Linked DNA regions of Mus musculus: region 1 is linked to region 2. The links are chromatin loops, found by intact Hi-C in ENCODE. Cell type or tissue: left cerebral cortex. All regions are shown on one strand. Links, peaks and the distances in the headings refer to the core of each region. The heading gives the core; the rest is flanking DNA.

Region 1 (8,342 bases), core at 301-8,300, 78 kb before region 2:
GCTCCTGTCAGCAAGCTCTTGTTGGCATCCACAATAGCGTCTGATGTTGGTGGTTGTTTATGGTTAGATCCACATGTGGGGCAGTCTCTGGATAGTCATTCCTTCAGTCTCCGCAATTCTTTCCATGGGTATTTTGTTCCCCTTTCTAAGAAGGATTGACATATCCACACTTGGTCTTCCTTCTTCTTGAGTTTCATGTGTTTTTCCAATTGTATATTGGGTATTCAGAGCTAATATCCACTTACCAGTGAGTGCATATCATGTGTCACCACTAATTTCTTAGCTCCAGCTAACCAGCATCATTTGTCCCAGTAGTCTCCTTCTAGTCTTGACTATAAGGCCAGAGACACATGGCCAAAGCTGCTGAGTTCTACTGCTTGCAGAACTGGAACATGGCTCCCTTGTTCTATTACATTATCAATAGCTTCCTCTTTACCTATTCCCTCACTACCTAAACTCTGTCATTGATCTTGCTCTGTAGTTTGACCTTCAACTCAGAGATCTGCATGCCTGTCTCCTGGGATTAAAGGTGTGTAACTCCATGCCTGGATTTAAGCTTTTCTTCAACTAGAACTTGCTCTATTTGAGGCTGGCCTTGAACTCAGAGATCTGCGTGGCTTGCTTTGTCTCCTGGGATTAATGGTGTGTACTACCATGCCTGGATCTAAATTTAGCTGGGTAGGATCTTTCCCCAGAATCCCTTAATCTGTTCACTCCTAGAGCACAGTATTAGGCTCCATTTCACTTCCTGGTGCTCCTTTAATACTTGAACTATGTATTTTATATTTTTCCTTTCTCAGCTGGCTAAGTTTGTTTAAGATGCTCTTCATAAGACTTAACCAGAGAACAAAATATATGATGTGTTTCTGAGACATCCTTTGTCAATGCAATTAATCTGAGTCTCTTCACCTTAGCCTCAGGCAGAGTCTTCAGACAATGGCAAAAAGTAGTCATATTCTTCACAAAATACCACAAAACAGTCTCTAGGCCACATATTGAAATTCTCCACTGAAACCTCTTGGGCCAGTTCCGCACAATTTAAATCATTCTCCGCGACAAAGTCTTCCATATTCCTACCAGAAAAACTCATTAAACCCCACTTAAAGCGTTCCAATGCTTTCAAAATGCAAAGTCCCCAAATCCACATTCTTCTAAGCAAAAGCATGGTCCGGCCTATCACAGCAATACCTTAGTCCCCTGGTACTAACTTCTGTCTTAGTTAAGGTTTTACTGCTGTGAACAGATACCATGACCAAGGCAACTCTTACAAGGACAACATTTAGTTGGGACTGCCTTACAGGTTCAGAGGTTCAGTCCATTATCATCAAGGCAGGAGCATGGCAGCATCCAGACAGGCATAGTGCAGGAGGAGCTGAGAGTTCTACATCTTCATCTGAAGGCTGCTAGCAGAATACTGGCTTCTAGGCAGCTAGGATGAGGGTCTTAAAGCCCATGCCCACAGTGACACACCTACTCCAACAAGGCCACACTTCCTAATAGTGCTACTCCCTGGGCCAAGCATATACAGACTATCAATGTAACATGTATTCAGGGACTAGTCATGTCTAATTCCTATTACAATAATTATCAATGGAGTGAAAGGACAGCTCAACGTTCACAATCCCTCCCTCAAAGGAGTAACACATATAGGATTCTTTGGGGATGCAAAAAATGGGTTTTCTACTTCAATATAGAAAACGTTGAATCCGCACATCTCCTTCAGTGGGGCAGGGGTATGATGGCATTGAATGTTTTGCATCCTCTCTTATGACTCGTGTCCTTTTGCCTACCTCTGTCTTTCCTTGCTACCTAAAGCTACCTTCTCTTTGTCTCATTTATTAAATTTTTGGATTTTACCCACACTTCATCTGTTTGAGAGGAGTTACATAACCTGATACTTTTCTCTTTTATTCTCTTTTATTCCATTTAGGGCTAATTCTATTCAAATAATTTTACTATATTTGAATAATTCTATTATAGTGTTAGTTAATACATAATTTGTATCACATCAGTTAATAATATATTACTATCTAAAATAAAGTATGGTTTTCAGAAAAAAAAGAACAAATTAAAATCTTTTAAAATATTGGTTTTTCTGACCTACAGCAAAAAAAAAAAAAAAAGTGTGATTCTTCAGCAGTGGAGTCTTAATAGCCAAAGGATGTGGCAATAGCTTCTGTTGTTTTAGGTGCCACCGGGGCAATGGTTCTCAACCTTCCTGATGCTTTAATTCAGTTCCTTGTCTTATGGTAACCTCCAAGTACAAGATTATTCTCGTTGTTACATCATAACTGTGATTTGGCTAATGTTATGAATCATAATGTAAATATCTGATATGCAGGATATTTGATATGTGACCCCTGTGAAAAGGTCATTCAACCCTCAGTGAGGTAGCAACCCATAGGTTAAGAACCACTGCTCTGAGGCCCCTTTAACCAGTAACTCGCAGTGCTTGGTACTGGGATTTTTATTTAATAAGTCGTGTCTTCTGAGAGCAGCAGCCTGGTCCACCCATGCAGGGTACCTCTGTTCAAACTCCTTTGTCTTCAAATTATATTTTAAAATTCGCTTGCATGCTAGTTGTTTGCTTTAAGGCTTCTTCATACATTCTATGTTTGGGTTGACCTATCACCTACTCTGTCCCAACCTACTCCCACGCCACCTCCCAGTTCTTTTATGTCATATGTGACTAGATGAGTTTTTAGTCCAAATAAGTCAAAGGAAGTAAAGTGACTTTTACCCCAGACCTCTGGTTGGTTTTCCAGGGACAGAAGTCTGGCTTTACCCTGGGGGCAGCGATGTAAGCTGCAATGGTTGCTCCCATTTCTTTTCCTCTAGGAACTCCATGAAGCATTGAGAGAAAAACATGAAGAATCAAGAGTCCTCTCTGCAGACTGTTGCTAGGCTACCTGTTCCCTCTCTAGCTGCAGTACTAAAAGCCCTCCTCCCTTTCTACTGGCGTCAGAAGCTACGAGAGAACTGAAGGGTAGCAAGAGATGGAGTGCAGGGAGGGGCTGGGGGCCAGCAAAGCCCAGCTTCCTACTGAAGTACAGGAGCACTCAGTATCCCTCCGCTGCTCCCTCCTGTTCCACATCTCCAGACCACCTTCTCTCCATAGTCCCCCTCTCCAAAGCCCTCATAGACTCTAGATTTCAGCCATCTCACACACTGTTGTGGCACCCCCCCCCCAAAAAAAAGTGGTGGTGGTCTCTGGTTAGGGTGAACAGGGGTCTGCAGACGCCTACGGGTGCAACCCACCTCTCCAAGAGGAGTGGGGCTGTCTGGCCCCGCCCACTCCGAGTCGGAACTACAGTGGGTCCAGGAGGGGGCGTAGAGCCCCGTGCGCAGTATCCCTCCGCCCCCTTCCCGACACCCTCGAGGTGAGCTGTGCTTGCCGCATCCTGCGCAGCCCCTGCCTGTTTGGTGCAGAGACGTAGGGGCGGGACACGTCTCTGCCATTCCACTCGCGCGCAAAGCGGTGGGGGTTCTGTGAGAGGATCCGCCGAGGACAGAGACCAGCCGGGAGCAGGAGGGGGACGCGGGGGAGCCCGGACACCTGGGCCGTGCGCCTGGCCAGGCAAGTGGAGGTGTGTCGAGGGCTCCGAGTGGTCGCACACTGAGGACCACTGCCCGGCCCTGACAGTCCAGTGAAGGCCAGCAGGTCGCGGCCTCCCTGGAGTGTGCGCGGTGCTCGGAGACCCCAGGCGGTGGGGAGGAGGAAGCGGGAACCCGAACCGGGCCCCGGGCGCAGGGTGGCAGCCAGAGTGTCTTGAGTCTGAGGGTCTGGAGGCCTGCAGAGCAGATGGCCTGGCAGCAGGCTTTTCCCCCCGGCCCTTTTTGGTGTTTGGGCCCTGCAAGGGTTGTGGGGGAGGCGACTATGGGAGAAATGGCGGCGCGGAAGCTGGGGGTGGTGCCCCTTGGAGGTTGCTGTTCATGGGTTGGAGGCAGGTGGCCAACTCTGGTGATGGTTCAGCTGTTTGGTGAGTCGCCTTTCTACCTGGGCCCTTATTCCAGAAAGGGATCCATGTGCCCTGCATCGTGGGTGCTGTCTCTTCCCACAGACTCCTGCTTGGTGGCAAAGTCTCTTGTCAGGGTGGTAGAGGTAGTGTATTCTGGGGAAGGTGAAACATCATTAGAGGGGCGATTATGAAGATGTCAGAACATAAGAATGAAAAGTTCATCTGCCTTCAATACAGGATTGTTTTATTGCCCTCTGTATTTAGACTCCTGTACCTAATTTACTGCAAGGAATTGGTCATAATAAGGAGTTGGTCATATATACAGAACTCCTAGCTATATAAATATTATGACATTGTCCTATCTTTTATATTCAGGATCCATTTTCTCAACATTTCACCTTGAACATTTGTTTTAATGTTCGAATGGACTTAAAGTAAAGAAGAACTTTTTGTGCAGGTGGGTGTTCAATTTAGAATATTTGAAATCACTATTGGAGTTAAGTGTCTCTTTCTGGGACCCCCATATATCATCCCCAACTTTTTGTTGTCCCTCATAGTTTTATACAGCAGCAGTACGGGGTGGGGGGGGTGGGGGGGGGTGGGATGCAGTTTCTGAAGGTAGCCATTTGGGTCACACATGGGAGCTGATGGAGATCATGTACTTGGTTCCTAATTCTTTAACAGAGGTATTTGAACTTGGGTTTTGGAAATCTGCCCATAAACCTATAATTTTATACCATGGTCAACATTTTTTTTAATATTTTCCTCAATATCTTTTGCTTTCTATGTAGGTCGACTCTTCTCCAGCCAGAGGGAAGAATAGCATCTCCCGAGCATCCTGCTTTGTGGTAAGACTGGCATTCATAGCACGTGAGGCAAGATCTAGCTATACAAAGGGAGGCTGGTATTTCAAACATGACCTTGGAATTATTGTTTTCATTAGCTTCCCTGCCTTCTTCCCAAATATAGTTGCATGTGTTCCACTATCTACTTTTATACCTTGTATTTTTTCCTCAGACAAAGAAATTTAGTCCCTGAATGGGAAAATGCAAGACTTTACCGTTAGGAGGATGCATATTCAGTCAGATTACAGGTCTTGAGCACATATGAGGGATAGTTAGGGCAGGGCTGACAACATGTGGGAGACATTTAATAACCCTGAGTATACAGAAACATGTGCTGTGAACCTTTTTAGGGGAGTTCTGTCAATCCTTTTAGTGGGATTGTTGTTGTTGCTGTTGTTCCTGGTGTTGCCTTCTGCCTCTGCCTTTTTCATCCATAAACCTGTTTCTTTCTAGGTTCTTGTAGAGCAATGTTTCTCAACCTGTGGATTGTGACCCTTCTGGGGCTAGGGGTAGGGGATCAAATGATCCTTTCATAACAGTTACGTATCAGACATGCTGCATATCAGATATTTACATAACAGTCCATAACTGTAGCGAAATTACAGTTATAAAGTAGCAATGAAAATAAGTTTATGATTTAGGTTCAATACAATGTGAGGAACTCTTTTAAAGGGGCGCAGCATTAGAAAGATTAAGAACCGCTGCTGTAAAGACTTGTAAGTAGTTGTTCACTTAGAAGGTAAGCAAGAGAACAAGACTTTATTAGGGTTCTAGGTGAATATGAATGTGAACCCACACAGATGAAACCAGATCTCACCTTGGCCCCAAGGTTTTCCAGCTTTCCAACCGTTGTTGCCCTCACATTCATTACAGAGAGTGGGAGGCCAGTGAGCAAAGATTGTATCAATAGATAATTAGCAGATACTGAGTCAGAAAATGTAAGGAGAAGCCATAAGAGAACAGGGTATGAGGAAGTGTTAAGATTCATGGAGATACAAGTTTAGGTCAGTTTGTTAAATACTCAAAATTCTGATCCCATGTGTATTTTTGTCCATAGTTCTGCTGCCTTTGAAGTCAGTTGGGTGGCTTTTCATCAGTGGAAGTGAGGAAGGAGGAATTCATCCCATCACATCAGCACACTTTAGTGAAGCCTTTCTGAAAACCTGTAAGTACCTGATGGTGTATCCCAGTATATGGGACCAAAGGGGCTGGGTGCTCCTTAGCTTCTCCCACCGCAGCCATCTGTTGTGTATGGTGGAGAGAGAAGAATGGTCTGGATGCAAATACACAAGAAGTCAAATGAGATAGCAGAGTCTACTACTAATCTGTACCTTCAACCCCCTAAGTCAAATCTCTTTTCATGTCCTTCTGTGTAGCTGTCTGTATAAACGACCAAAGTTGGAGGACACTCAAAGTCTTTCTTTTTCCTACCTTAGGTCTTTCTCCACTGGTAGACTTGGATTGGGAGAAGATTGCTTTCAACGGGTCTGCCTTTGGAAATCATCGTCTTCTCCCTAACCTGAGTGTGTCTTTAATTTGTCCCTATCGTTGATAAGAGACTGTATGTCAAAAAAGGGGAATTTCTTAACGACTGAAGTGACAGTTGTCTTGGACTCTTTCTGCCAAGTTTATCTCTGACTAAGTTAACAAGTATAAAGTTTCCAGCCCGGAACAAACAGAGAACTAAGGATAAGACTCGACAGGTGTATATAACTGTGCTTCAACCATGACTGGTTCAAAGAATAAGGCTAGGGCACAGGCTAAACTAGAAAAAAGGGCAAGTGCACAAGCCAGAGCTGTGGCAGAGAGGGAGGCTGCTAATGCCAACCGAGGTGCAGGCAAAAGCCGGGACAAAGGGAAAGGTAAGGCAGGCTCTAAATCAGATGCAGTGGCAGAGGTGAAGGCAGGGTCTAAGGGAAAGGTAGTTGCTGAGACAAAAGAAGGAGCGAGACCAGAATCTAAGGCTCTAGTAAAAGGCACCTCAGATTTCAACCATAGGACTGAGAACAAGTTTGCTAGATCCACACGTAAAGATAAGCCCAGTAGTGATAACTGGTTCTGGGCTGGAGAAGATTCTGGTATTAATTCCTGGTTCTGGAAGGGAGAAGAGCTTAGTAATAATTCTGTTGCTAAGTGTGAAAATAAACCTAGTACTAGTATCCAGGCTCGTGCTGAGGAGCCCGCACCTAGGACCAGCCACAAGTCTAGGTCAGGTGCTGAGGAGGAGGAGGAAGAGAACGTTATTGGGAACTGGTTTTGGGAAGGCGATGACACTGGTTTTGATACTGATCCTAAACCTGTGTTCAAAATAGTTAAACCTCAGCCAGTGGATGAAATTAATGAAAAAGATAGGCCAAAGGACTGGTCCGAGGTAACTATATGGCCCAAAGCTCCTGCTGTAACTCCAGCAGTGTTAGGTTATAGATCCCAGGATTCATCTGAGGCAAGGTCCTCTTCATACATTGTTCTGGCCTCAAATGAAGAGGAAACTTCAACAGCCTGTACTAAGAATACTCGTTCAAGCCTACAGTCTATACCTGAGTATCCATTTGGTTCTGATCCTTGCATCCAGACCTTAGATGAAATTAGACAGCAAATCAAGATCAGAGAAGAGAATGGCATCAAGCCCTTCGCTTGCCCTTGCAAACTGGAGTGCTATTTGGATTCTCCAGAATTTGAAAAGCTTGTTAACATACTTAAGTCAACTACTGATCCTCTTATTCATAAAATAGCACAGATTGCAATGGGTATACATAAGGTTCATCCATTTGCCCAGGAATTCATTAATGAAGTGGGCGTGGTGACACTTATTGAAAGCTTGCTCAGTTTTTCTTCCCCTGAGGTTAGTATTAAAAAGGCTGTGATTACTCTGAACTCTTCCGGGGATGACAGATACAACAAGGTAGAGTTTCATGTTAAGCATATGTGTAAAGAAACTGTGTCCTTCCCCTTGAACTCACCTGGCCAGCAATCTGGATTAAAGATAATAGGGCAGCTGACTACCGAGTCTGTCCATCACTACATTGTAGTCAGCTACTTTTCAGAGCTTTTCCATTTGCTGTCTCAGGGAAATCGTAAGACTAGGAATCTTGTTTTGAAAGTATTTTTGAATATGTCTGAAAATCCCAAGGCAGCCAGAGATATGATAAATATGAAGGCGTTAGCAGCATTAAAACTCATCTTTAACCAAAAAGAGGCAAAAGCCAATCTTGTTAGTGCTGTGGCCATCTTTATTAACATAAAGGAGCATATTAGAAAGGGTTCAATTGTAGTAGTCGATCACTTGAGTTACAATACTCTTACAGCCATATTCCGTGAAGTTAAGGGGATTATCGAAAGAATGTAAAGTGACCCAGAAATTAAAGAGAACACTGAACAGTGTCCAAAATTTGATTGGCTGTACATGCCCAAAGAGTTTTGCATAATATTTTGGTAATTACTGCTCACACATTTTTGTCTTAACATCTTTTACATATTATTACCTGTGGCAGGTTCTAGCTCAAAGCTAGACCATTTTTGATGTATCAAATAAATATTA
Region 2 (8,342 bases), core at 63-8,062:
CTCATAATTTACTTAGGGAAAGTGCATTTATTTTTATTGAGTTTGGTCCAATATTCTATACTCTACAAATCCTCTAACAACTGGATGAAGTTCAAACATTTTATCCTAGTTGCAACTATGCCTTTCAACTCGTTCAGCTGTCTAAATCAAAGAGTTAAAGTGTTCGCTTTTGAGGAAATTCTTAGTTTGCTTACACATAGACTGTTGTTTTGCTGTCTTATTTGTGAAATCTTTACATAGCCCAAGATTTATAGGATTTGTTCCTTGATTTTCCGTTACATTTTTTATAGCATTGAGGTTTTTTTAAAAACAAAAAAAAAGGTATTAAAATGTGTGTGTGTGTGTGTGTGTGTGTGTGAGAGAGAGAGAGAGAGAGAGAGAGAGAGAGAGGTGTTGTGTAGTACACTTGCATGTGTGTGTATGCCAGTGTGTACATTGATGTACCCTGATTGAATGGAGGCCAGAGAAGCTTTGCTCTTTGCCTCAGTCTCTCTCTCTCTCACTCCGCCTATAACCAGGCTCTCAGTAGGCAGCAAGTACCGGGGAGCCCTCTGTCTTTGTCCATAGCGCTGGAATAACTGCTCTGTGTATAGCAACGCTGACTTTATTTTATACTAATGTTGAAAATGGCTCTAACCCAATGAGCCAGTCTCTTAAGTCGCATTTTGAGTTTTATGTTAAGATCTATGATGTATATTCTGATGAGTTCTGTTTGTGAAATAACATATCAATTTCAGTTTACATTTTTGCATATGAGCATCCAGTTGCTACGACATCATTTCCTGAAAAGACTACCCTGTCTGTCCTCCACTGAATTTTCTTTGTATATTTTTCAAAAATTGGTGGTCAAATGTGTATGGTCTGTCTGTTTTTGAATCCTTTATTCTTTGCCTTTGATCTCCTTTACTTTGATGCCAGTATTAATTTTGGAGTAGTTTGTGTTTATAAGAATTCCTGAAATCAGATTGGTTTTTTCTTTGACTTGACTTTTTTCAATGTTATTTCATATAATAGGCATTTGTATTTCAATTTACATAAGGAGTTTGACAATCAACCCAAATTGTTAATTAATTAATTTATTTTTTAAAGATGTGTGTTAGTAATTTTGTGGCAGTCACATTATATCCATAGAATAGCTGGAAGAAAACAGTCTAATAGTGCTTTCTTGAAACTCATAGATATGCTGTCTCCTATTTAGATGCTTATTTTCTGTTTTGTAGTGTTCAGCAATATGTAGATATCAGATGGCAGACTATTGCTAACTTTTACAACTGTAAATAGCAATCTTTCTTTTCAATACTGTGGATCAAATGGAGAGTACTTTACCCCTAGGCTACATCTACATCCTGGTAACTTTTAAATTTCACTTGTGATATATTTTCCTTTCATTGACCTTTCAGCAGCCAAATGTTTGACAGTAGTTATTGAAGAGTTAACAATCTCAGATAAGAAAAGGTAATTGCACTTACTTGTGCTTTTTGGTTTGCCTCTTAGATTTTTGGCAATGTATGGGAACTAAAAAAGAAAAAAATGTGTCCTAGAGCCAGTGCAATAGATCATATCTGCAAAAACGTTAATTTTTAGATGGTGAGTGTTTAATCCTGTGTGTGCACATGAGTGCTGGCGCTCACAGAGGCCAGAAGCACTGACTTCCCAGGAGCTGGAGGTAGAGGCAGTTCTTTACCACCTGATTTGGATTCTGGGAACCAAATGTGAGCCCTCTGCAGGAACAATATTTGCTTTTAATTGAGGAGCCGTCGCTAGAGACCTGAAAAAGATATTTTCTAAAAGATTTTTTTAAATAGATATGCTTTCAGAATTCAATGTATTGATTGTGTGGCCTTTCTTTTTTCTTCTTCTTTCTTTCTTCTTCTTCTTCTTCTTTTTTAACCCTTCAGCAGTTTGTCTCTATGAGTTTCTGGGAATCTTAGAGCAGGAAGAGAGAAAAAGAAAAGGGAGGGAGAAGAGACAGAAGGCAAGAGAGGGGGAAATAACCTGTGGGTTTTATGTATACATTAATATATGGATTACTGAGGCTTCCAGTAGTGTTTGCTGTGTAAGTTGATAGAGGGACACATAAGGTTAATTACTGTGCATCATGTCAGCGTACATGGGTTCCTGTCTCATACTGAAAACAAAATAGGGTGGTAACTTGTTGTTTTTTTCCATCTCTTCTTGCTAGCATGGTTACCATGGTGACACAGTGACTGCTGTGTGATTTGGTGCAGATAACACTAGAGCTTCCATTTTAGGGCTCTTACCTGAATCACTTATTACTAAAACATCTGTCATTTCCTGCACTGCTAATCCTTCTAGAATAATTAGTGCAAAAATTTTCCTTTTCTCTTATTTAAAACATATTTATTAATACATTTATCCGTATGACTCAGGCTCCCATTTTTTGTTAGACTTTTTGGTTATTATATATTTTGATGCACCAATTGTTTCAGAATTGGTAGAAACCCCTTCAAGATGACCTTAGCGTTTACTTGACATTTTCTTAGAAATAATTGAGACTGCACTTTGCTGTCTGAGCAGGACCCTTACCCCAAGTAACAGCGTCTATCTGAGAGCCTAGATGTGAGGATCTGAAAAACAATTTCATCAAAGTAAAATTTGATGAGATCAATGAATGTGTTAGGCTTTTTTACAAAACAGATATAAGGGGTTACATTCACAGCAAAATCCAGTCCAATGGGGAATGGTGACCTCTTGGAAATCGCTTTATGGAACCTTACTTTCAATCAGCCTTTTATTTATCTTAAATACCCTAGTATCTTGTAAGATAATTTGCAACTAGAAGAGGGATTATTCATAGCATCCTAGATCAGGGTCTGCGGGACTCTCCCTAAGGAATGACAATAGCTACATTACCATTACTAAGGGCCTGGCTAGCAATATATTGTTCTTCTCTGGTTGCCATGGCTACAGAGACACAGTCGAAGATGGCATCTTTCGATGACCAGAGAGAGAAAAAAATCATCACGAAAAAACTCACTCCTCTCTGTAGAGCCCTGTCAGGCTGCCTTCCATCCCCTCTCATTCAACCCATCTCCCGGACACAGACACAGGTACCAAGACCTCACTTTTGACACCGCCATTCTTTCTTCATTACCTTCCATGTGCACTGCACTTCAGAATACCTCCCTACAAGCTACTGACTGCCACAGAAGGCTGGGGCTACCTGATAATTCATCCCATGGATGAAATGAGTTTACATTCATTAAAGGTATTTTTGAACAGTACTAAAATTACTGTTTGTAGAGCTATAAGCTAGGTCATAATTGAGGTATTTTTCTCCTTGTATGATATACAAGCACAATGTATGTGCTTTATTTCTGTATTTCAATTAATTTTTAACCACAGAACAATGAATTTCATTGATATACTGATGTGTCATTGTACCTTGCTCGACTGTTGACATACTACTCTCCCCCTCTTCTCCCCACCTCTCACTGGTTCTTCTCTTTCCTGACTTTCCTGCTTTCAAGTCATACATAGTTAAACCAAGGCAGTTTTCCCCAATAATGGGGTCCATTGGTGCCATCTCTTGGCGGAATTCTGAACTACATTATGAATATCATTGAGTGGAACTGAAGTGAATACAAACTCATCCTACCGAGATTTCTAAAATTCTGGGTAGAAAAGGGAAGAGTTCCAGTATAAACAGCTACTGCCAAGAGTCTAAAAATGAAATACACCATGATATTATGCAGAAATGAAACTTCTATATGGAAGCAGCCAAAAGATAATTTTTATTTAAGTCTCTAGATTGCTACAAACTATGCAAACAAAAATCTATCTTTGTGACTTATTGTAGTTGATTTTCTAATTCTGTAATTTATTTTATAGTCATTAGCTGAGATTCTGCTGTAAATTACTCTATTCATTAGTAATAGACAAGTGTGTTAGCCTAGGAAAGATAACATGAATGCTAAATTCTTTTGCAGTATTTTCAATTTTTCAAACAGTGAATTTCTTTTCCCAAGTCCCCCAAGGAAGCTAAATTGGTCTATTACTTTGTTAATCATCTTTATTAGTTGTTGCTATTTCTATATTGGATGTTTTAATCTATTTCAGTCACTAGATATTAAAAATGTTCTATTTTTTTATGCTGTGGGGATTCCTTTATCTTAGCTTCTGTTCTTTTTGAGGACTTACTGTAATTTAGTTTAATTTAGGCTTAATTGACACATTCTTTGTCCAAATAGTATGATCAACCATTTCGACGGGGTTTCTGTGTGTAGCCCTGGCCGTCCTGGAACTCGCTCTGGAGACGAAGCTGGCCTCGAACTCAGAAATCTGCCAGCCTCTGCCTCCCAAGTGCTGGGATTAAAGGCATGTGCCACCACTGCCCAGCCAATCAACCACTTCTTAAGAGCTGATTTTCTTTCGTGGAAAATGTTTTGCTCAAACTAGAAATTAGAGTTGCTTACTCCTACTCCATTGGTAGCTCACCCACCCACCCACCCTTGTACTACATGGATCTAAATGTGAATTAGGTTTTTAAGAGTGTGATGGTTAGTTTTACTTGTCAATTTGACAGAATCTGAAATCACCCAGGAGTATCAGGGAGGGGTTGTCTAGATTAGGTTAGCCTGCAGGCAATATCTGTTGGGGATTATTTTGATTATTTGGAACCCCAAACCATTGTTGATAGCATCATTCTCTAAGCTAAGAATCCTGGATTATATAAGAGTGGAGAAATGGAAATGAATCCTTGCATACAGGTATCGCTCTCTGCTCTTGGCTATGGATGTAATATGATTAGCTGCTTCAAGTTCCGGCTGCTTGACTTCCCCACGGTGGTGCATTATAACTTGGAATTGTGAGCCAAATAAACACTTTATCCTTTAAATTCCTTTGGTCAGGATATTGTTTGTTTGTTTGTTTGTTTGTTTGAGACAGGGTTTCTCTGTATAGCCCCGGCTGTTTTGGAACTCACTCTGTGGACCAGGCTGGCCTCGAACTCAGAAATCCGTCTGCCTCTGCCTCCCAAGTGCTGGGATTAAAAAGGCGTGTGCCACCACACCCGACAGGATATTTTTATTACAGCTTTAGGAAAATAAACTAAGACAGAGTTGTACATAATTAGTTTCTATAGAGAGAGGGTCCTCCATCTTAGCATTGACTGGTTATTGCTTTAACCTTTCAACTTTAAAATATGCACAAATATAATACCACTTTTCTCTTTTAATGGGTGAAAATTGTCATATTATATATAAGTTAATATTGATAACATTTCTATAGATATTACCACTGGTGCAATACTGGCATGACTATTCTAGGAGAAACTAACCAATTTCTGATTAAAACTGAAGCCTACTCCATAGCACAGAATATGTACTCAATGTAAACCTGACTAAAAGACTATGGCTGCAGGTCATGGGCCCCAGGAGGAAATCTAATACTGATGTTTTGCTAAATGAACATGTATGTAAATCGCCTTCTATATGCTTGTGTTTATACCCACAGATTGGTGAGGCTCTCTGCCTTTATCAGAGAAGCATGTTTATCAGTGAGTGACAGTGAAAACAGATATTCCATAACTTGCCAGAGTGCTAAGATCAAAGGAGTGCTAAGCCCTAAATAGGACATCTGTATCACGTACTCAGAGACCCAGGAAACATTGCCAAAGAAGGGCTAAAAAGGCTTTAAGAGCTGAAGGATGGGGAGTAGGACTCTACAAAGCTGTCGTCTGGATATGGAGTTAAGGAACACAAAGCTGCTGTGGACACAAGCAGAAGACCTGACTATGGAAACAGAAGACATCCAAGTAGGAGGGACACTAGTTTGGAAGAACCAGCTCAGTAGGGATGGGAAGGACAAAAGAAGGTAAGTGGGCAATGTGATCTCAGTAAATTGCTGACAAGCAAGCAACTGTGATAAACCTGAGTAAAAGTCTAAAGCTGGAGAGACAACTCAGCATGTAGGAACACCAGGTTGGGTTCCTGACCAAGCCAGCTCAGTCAGTCCGCAGGGTCTGGAGGGAGGGAATGAGGATTCAAGAAAGAAAAGACAATTAGACACCATTATAGTATGACCCCAGCTAATACTGCAGCTGAAGTACATTTAATTTTTCCCAGTCTGCTTTTATATCATTCTAGGTACATACGAAGAATATGGTCAGTCCGAAGGCATAAACAAAGTAGTCAAGGAACAAGCAAAGCATAAGCAAAGGTCCCGTGGTCACTGAATTCAGGACTTATCAAGATGTCCAAGATACAAAGAACATATTTCTCAGCTCTATTGTTTTTTGAGCTTACTTCCTTGTCCTGGCCCAATGTCAAATATTCTTGCCAGATTCCTAGAAGCAGCCCCAAGAGCTCTCCACAGGTTTCCAGCACTCACATGGTATCTCATAGTCACCAATAACTTTGCTTCCAAAGGAACCTATACCTTCCTTTGTAGAAACCAGACAGACATGTGGTACACTTATACAGGCAAAGCTCTCATACACATAAAATAAAATTATGTAAAAATATATAAGAGGAAAATTCAAAGCCTTATTTTTCATTAATTGCTGGCTAATCAGTCACAAATAAATGTTTCGTTAACTGAAAAAAAATCGAGTAAAATAAAAAAAAAACTTAAAAATCCAAACTAGTATCTTTTATCTCATTACTTAAACTGATTTATTTATATGTTAGTATTTCAGATAAATGCATACAGAGCTATAACATTGATAGTTTTAAGGAAAACACCATTTTCTGATTGAATCTTCTTCATTCTCTCCTGTGAAATATTTATCCAGGGTGAGATGACTACTCACAAAAGCCCCCTCCCATATCTCAATAATGAAGGACAGAAAGGAAGATAGAGTTCACTATAAATGTGAGATGACTCAAAATTTATTTCATGCCATCTGGCAACTATTGAGTGTCAAGACAAGTAGACGCCACAGACAATGAATGTCCATTATGACTACATACACAGAGAACATAATATCAACAGAAGAAGGCATGATACTATTAAATTAATGATTAGTATGGTTGCTGATTATTTGTGTCTGAAATTAACTACATTTCCCATTATTTCTAAAGTAACAGGTGCCATTTGTAAATTTTGTAACCAAAGTGAAAACTCATGTAGACATTGCTCTGTAGGAAGTATTACAGACTTGTAAAACTTGCAATATCTTTAAATTCTCAATTAAGATACAAAGAATCACATATACACTTTAAACTTATTCAAAGGGCTTTTTTTGTAATTATAGTAACCCCCTTCCTGTCTTGTAATGATTATTAACAAGAATTTTGGGGGTTTGTTCTTAATAAATGTCATTGCAGTTTTATTTCAAAAGTACAAATCTTCATATGAAATGTGGATTTTTTGTATGTTTAATCTATTTAGAGGGATAAAGAAGAACAAATAGACATTAACATTTGGCATGTGACTTGGACATGTGCCTCCTTCCATATTTTCCATTAGAACTAATAGACTGTGCTTCTTCTCATGTATATTTTCTATTAGAGCAATCGAAACACACCTTCCTCCATGCATATTTTCAATTAGAGGACTAAAATGAGCCTTCTTGCATGCATATATTCTATTAGAGCTGTTACAATGCACATATCCATTTTCTTATTTTCTAGGCTTTAATGAGCAAGAGCATATTCTGTGGCTGTTCCCAGGGCCCTGGACCAAATGTGACTCTGCTTTTGTACTGAATCCCAGGGGAGACTCTGGAGCTTGAGTGCTGGACAGTTTCACTGTCTGTCACCTTGCCTCCCCTCTGGACTCATTGCTGGATTAATTAGGTAGGTAAACACAGGGACTAATGCCAATTAAATAGCCTTTATGCTTGGAGAATTCAGTGGGAAACTCATTTCACTTAATGTACTTCAATGAAACCCAGCAAAGCAGGTATATACTGACTGCTAACAATGTGGGTTATCTAGGAGATGTACCTGCTTATCCCTTGAGAATCTTTAACATCCCTGGCTGATGGTACACCTCTTGGACTGTCATGTAGATAGAAAAACTAGTTCTAAACTATCTGCTTCCTAGTTCCCCTAGCTTTAAGTTTCTCCTGCTATCTCTGTCTTGCTTTTCTGTAGGATGGTCTGGGGATACTTACTTGGTCCTATTTTTTTTTAATTCCCAAATCAGGGATTCTCTTGTTGTAGACAAAAGTGAGGAATACATGAAAGAAAGAAACTTGTAAAATATACCTTAAACTCTATTATTCATGGAGAAGCATTAGCATTATTAACTTAGATATACTAGTAGACAAAAATGAATCATATCTTTAAGAAACAGAATGATACAATAAGATAATGATGTCTTTATAAACTATTCTCATACCACTACTATGGACATCATATTATAAAAGTTAATGC

Evidence for each region. A loop is a pair of places that touch in the nucleus more often than their neighbours do. Peaks named below come from ENCODE experiments on the same cell type or tissue, not always from the same donor. Only the 100,000 strongest peaks of a DNase experiment are listed, where the experiment ranks them.
Region 1: it touches region 2 in a loop (9-fold over the local background); 3 of 42 quality-filtered maps call a loop at or near these places.

What each region holds. Positions count from the first base shown.
Region 1 is chrX:135,882,511-135,890,852 of GRCm38, forward strand. Bhlhb9 (basic helix-loop-helix domain containing, class B9) reads left to right here and starts at 3,341. Exons shown (of 5, transcript NM_001098222.1): 1 at 3,341-3,577; 2 at 4,335-4,416; 3 at 4,751-4,807; 4 at 5,862-5,969; 5 at 6,241-8,342. The coding sequence starts at 6,531. The coding sequence ends at 8,150. In left cerebral cortex, for the core only: a CTCF peak has its summit at 3,344 (motif pointing right); DNase peaks (open chromatin) are centred at 3,014, 3,378 and 3,858; H3K4me3 peaks cover 1,771 bases; H3K27ac peaks cover 1,988 bases.
Region 2 is chrX:135,960,332-135,968,673 of GRCm38, forward strand. Gm31214 (a long non-coding RNA gene) reads left to right here. Exons shown (of 9, transcript XR_003953080.1): 4 at 5,476-5,835; 5 at 7,596-7,760. Among named protein-coding and RNA genes, the nearest start is that of Arxes2, 29 kb to the right of the region's middle. In left cerebral cortex, for the core only: a CTCF peak has its summit at 3,544 (motif pointing left); DNase peaks (open chromatin) are centred at 2,160, 2,979 and 3,553.